Regions from separate parts of the Mus musculus genome. Here region 1 is linked to region 2. A link is a loop called in an ENCODE intact Hi-C map of the cell type or tissue named here. Cell type or tissue: left cerebral cortex. All regions are shown on one strand. Region 1 overlaps Ptpn9 (protein tyrosine phosphatase, non-receptor type 9). Region 2 overlaps Snupn (snurportin 1).

Region 1 (2,500 bases), 71 kb before region 2:
CAGCTGTAGAGCAAATCCCTGTCTCCAAGAATAAAACTAAAAAAAGACTTTCCTCACCACCCTGAGGTCTCTTGAAGGGACTTAACTGTACTTCCCAGTAAATAAACCAGTCTGACTTTCTTGTGAAGGTTCTCTCTCTCTCTTCCTTTTTTCTTTTTTAAATTATGCTGGAATTCATCCATCTCCAGGGGCCTTTCAGAAGCTAGGCAAGTACTCTACTACTGAGCTACTTACTCAGCCCCAGAAAAAAATCTAATACCAGTTGAGCTACTATAATTACATTAAGTGCTGATTCTGGTTTTAGTTTTGGGGCAGGGTGTTGAGGACTATACCTAGTCCCTTGGGCATGCTGAGCAAGCACTTTGACACTGAGTTACAGCAAATACTATTAGATATTAATAGTGTCTTATGTAGCACTAAGTTAAACTTTGGAACTCATACAATCCTTAAAATACTTATGAGGCACATGGTTCAGTACTATTGTACTCAAGGTGTAGTAAAGAAAGTGTCAGATAAATTGTGGCCTTTTCCTACCCACAGGTTTGTGGACAGTGAAGGCATCGTGTCACAGACTGGTGAGTAGAGAGGGACTGGGTATAGTAAAGGAGGAGACACCACGCGAGATCAGCCCGGAGGATTCTTTGAAGGCAGAAAACTAACTGGCAAAAGCTTGCCAGCAGAGGCCGGAATGTATTATCTAGCTCCAATAAGAAACGACGAGATTGCCTTACCCTTTCCCGGACTTTATCCTTCAAGAGCAGGCTGATGATTGAATAGGGCACTCGGAACCATATGGGTGCTCCTACAATCAGCACTTTCTTCAGTCGAGCTGGAAATGCTCCCTGTGGAGTCAATGTATGAGGAGTTAAAGCCCAGCCATACCTGAAACTGTTCAGGCCCAAAGTATGAGTTCTTGCCACTCTCCCCCATGCATAGGCAACAGAGAAGCCTGACAGCTTAATTCAAAAATAGGGAGGTTGAAAGTGATTAAAAGAAATAAAGAAATTAGAAGCTGACTTACCTTTACAAGTAATGATGTTAAGTTCATGTTAATCATATACTTTATAGGTCAAAAATTATTCTTTTATTTTTTTGTTATTGGTGAGTGGTGACATCTGTGCCACAGTGTGCACACAAGGATCAGTTTCCTGCTTTTGCCTTTATATGGATGGATTCTGGGTATTGAATCACTAGGCTCTTATAGCAAATATACTCACTGAGTCATCTTGTGGCCCTGATGTTTCTGTTTATACTGCACATATCATACAACAGCACACATATTTGCAGCCTACAAAAATTCAGCTTACTAAAACTTAGATTTTTATTTATTTATTATTATATAGCTATCTTCAGATACACCAGAAGAGGGCGTCAGATCTCATTATGGATGGTTGTGAGCCACCATGTGGTTGCTGGGATTTGAACTCGGGACCTTCAGAAGCACAGTCCATGCTCTTAACCACTGAGCCATCTCTCCAGCCCAAAACTTAGATTTTTAATAAGTTGAGGATAAACATTTTACTTTATAATCTTCATCTAGCTCAAAATGTATGTGTGTATATATATACATATAACATTGTCTACCTTTAATCTTTTTTCCATTTGTTCATTTATTAAACCAATACATACAATCTAGGCCAGAGGTGTAACTATGTGTTTAGCATGTACAAAACTTAAATTTGATAACCAACACAATAAAATGCACAAATGGATGTATGCATGCATGCATACATACATACACCCACACACGATCTAGTGTGTACAAGTACAAATGAGGTCTTAGAAAAGTAAATAAACTACTCTTAGAGAGAAAAAAAGAGGTTTATATAAGACATAAAGACAAAAGTATGTAAGACATATAGTGCAGCATATCACTGTTAAGCCACAGTACTTGGCTTCATTCCACTTGTTAACATCCCAGCCTTTCTCAGGGAGGCTTACCATGTAATAAGGAATCAGGGGGCTGGAGGGATGACTCAATCGGTGCATGACTCAAATGACTCAAAAAGTGCATCCCACACAAGTACAGAGAACCTGAGCTCAATCTCCAGTAGGCACATGAAGTCAGCAGCACAAGTGAGACAAAGAGATGGATCCTAAGGCTCAGTGGCCAGAGGCCTAGTCCAGTCAGGTAGCCCTGAGTCCTTGAAAAGACCCTATCTCAATGAACAAGGTTGACAGATCCTAAGGACGCACCTACAGTTGATCCCTGGCCTTACACATACATACATGTACACATGCACACTCATGAATGCATACATCCAAAAATAAATAAATAAGTAGTCCCCAGTAACTGACTAAGCCACACTGTAGCTTTCATTTTTTTGCATTTTGAATAAACTAATCTCAGTTTCATTTTCTAGCCTTTGTTCTTCCCACTCAGTCTTGGCTCTGCTAAATTTGAGGAGTTTACAAACACTCCCTACACAGAATATACAAATCCACAGCCAAGTTCTCCAAAGGCTTCTTCATTCAGACTTAAAAACTACTTTTTTCCCTT
Region 2 (2,500 bases):
CCCACTCTCCATACCTGTCCAGTCATCTTCAGCCAGTCTTCTGGCATGGTTCACATAATCCAACCGCTTGCTGGAAGAGAAAAAGATAGGATCAGGTCTATACATACCATAAAAAGATACCCCACAGTGTGACTCACTCAATTCAAAGATGACAAATTTAGATACTGGTGTGGGTAAGAAAAAAACAGAATTTCCTTTGCCAAGGTAAACTAGTAACTGTCTCCTCATCATTCCTAATCAGGAAACTCCCTCTGAACACACGCAGCCTTCCTCAGTTTCTTAAGAATGTTCAAAGTAAAATATTTACTCTTAAAGGAATTTCCACGAGTCGCTAGCTGGATGTGCTGAACCCACATTAGCCCACTGCACTCCAGATGAGAAGTAGCGTTTCCTGCCTGGCACACCCGTCAAAGGCTCCAGAGATAGGAAGGAGGAAACACCAAGTGCAGGGAGAAGTCCAAAAGAAGAACATCTTCTGGGACTTTCCACACCAGACAGCATGCTGACAAAACCAGTAAACAAGCAAACAAACCCCTCAGAACTCAGCCTTTCCTTGTTTGACCTTCAAGAGAGGTCTCTTGGCTTAAGACTTGACATCTACCATGGTATAGTAGCACTCAACCTTGATCCCAGCACCGGGAAGGAAGAGGCAGGTGTATCTCTGAGAGTTCGAGGCCAACCTGGTCTACAGAGTGGGTTCTAGGAGAGTTACATAGTGAGACCCCAGTCTTTAAGGAAAAAAAGAAAGAAAAACGTCACCAACTTTAACTCATTTCCTTTTCTTTTCTCTTTTTCCTTCTACTTCCACTTCACCCCCACAGTGGAATTTAAACTTAGGGCCTTGTGCTAAGGCCTTTGAGGCTGGCTCTGTACCAAGAAGAAGCTGTGTATCCCCCATCCTCTCTCAGCTTTTATTTAGTTATTTATTAGGTCCGGTTTCACTCACTTGCTCAGAGTGACCTGTAGCCAAGGCAGGTTCTGAACTCCTCTGCTCTCCAGCTACTGCTTTTTGTTTTTTTGTTTTTTTGTTTTTTTGAGACAAGGTCTCACTATGTATTCCTGGCTGTCCCAGAACTTATAATGTAGACCAGGCTGGCGTGGAACTCACAGAGATCCTCCCACCTCTGACTGCTGACTGCTGGGATGACAGGCATGCATCACAATACCCAAGCTTTTGTTTTGCTCAGACAGGCTATCCTAAGTAACTTAGCATAGCCTCAGATTCCCTATTAGCCCAGGATGACACTTTCTCTGTGCGTGTGTATGTGCATGTGAGTGCAGTTGCCTATGGAGGCCAGAAGAGGGCAACAGATGCGATAGATCAGTAGTTCTCAACCTGTGTGTGGTCATGATCCCTATGAGAGGTTGAATGACCCTTTCACAGGAGTCACCAAAGACCATCAGAAAACACAGATATTTACTCTATGATCAATAATAATAGCAAAATTACAGTTATGAAGTAGCAACAAAAATAATTTTATGTATTAAAGAGTCATAACATTAGGAAGGTTGAGAACCGCTGTTTTAGATGTGGGAGTTACAGGTGACTGTGACCCATCTGACATTGGTGCTAGAAACTGGACTTGGGTCCTCTGTAAAAACAACAAGCACTCTAAACAATCTCTCCATTCCTGACACTTAACTTCACCTCTACCTTTCCTTTCATGCTGGGTTGTAGATATACATCAACATGCCCAGTTCTATATAATAAAAACAGCATATTCAGGCCGGAGAGATGGCTCAGTGGTTAAGAGCACTGACTGCTCTTCCATAGGTCCTGAGTTCAATTCCCAGAAACTACACGGGGCTCACAACCATCTATAATGGGATCTGATGCCCTCTTCTGGTGTGTCTAAAGACAGCAACAGAGTATTCAAATACATAAAATAAATTTAAAAATAAAACAAAACAGCATATTCCAGCAAATTGGGGAAACTGAAGAAAAAGAAAAATTTCAAAACTAATTGTTACAGATTAATTTGGAATATAATGTATTTTACAATTTCCACAAAGCTAAGGCAAAAAAATCAGACATTAGGGGCTAGAGAGATGGCTCAGTGGTTTAGAGCACTGGCAGCTATTTCAGAGGTCCTGAGTTCAATTCCCAGCAACTACATGGTGGCTCACAACCATCTTTCTTGGGATCTGATGCCCTCTTTTGGTATGCAGGTATACATGCAGATAGAGCACACAGATACATAAAATAAAATTAAAATCTAAAAAAATAAAAAAAAAAAAACAACCCAGCAGACACTAAAACCAACATGGCTTCTTTTTGTGTGTGTGTGAGTACATGTATATATATGTGTGTGTGTGTGTGTGTGTGTGTGTGTGTGTGCGCACGCGCACACACACACACACAGAGATACAGCATAGCTCGTGTATGAAAGTCAGAGGGCAACTTTAAGAAGTTGGTTCTCTCCTTCCTTCATATGGGTACCAGAGATTGAAATCAGGTATTCAGGTTTGCAGTAAGCACCTTTACCCATGGTGGTAGCTC

The links. A loop is a pair of places that touch in the nucleus more often than their neighbours do. Peaks named below come from ENCODE experiments on the same cell type or tissue, not always from the same donor. Only the 100,000 strongest peaks of a DNase experiment are listed, where the experiment ranks them.
Region 1: it touches region 2 in a loop (1.8-fold over the local background); 7 of 42 quality-filtered maps call a loop at or near these places.

What each region holds. Positions count from the first base shown.
Region 1 is chr9:57,031,448-57,033,947 of GRCm38, reverse strand. It overlaps Ptpn9 (protein tyrosine phosphatase, non-receptor type 9), which reads right to left. Exons shown (of 13, transcript NM_019651.2): 6 at 732-842. Among named protein-coding and RNA genes, the nearest start is that of Ptpn9, 38 kb to the right of the region's middle. In left cerebral cortex, a CTCF peak has its summit at 1,363 (motif pointing right); a DNase peak (open chromatin) is centred at 1,977; H3K27ac peaks cover 289 bases.
Region 2 is chr9:56,960,566-56,963,065 of GRCm38, reverse strand. Snupn (snurportin 1) reads right to left here. Exons shown (of 9, transcript NM_178374.4): 3 at 1-70. Among named protein-coding and RNA genes, the nearest start is that of Snupn, 11 kb to the right of the region's middle. In left cerebral cortex, a CTCF peak has its summit at 1,302 (motif pointing right); a DNase peak (open chromatin) is centred at 179.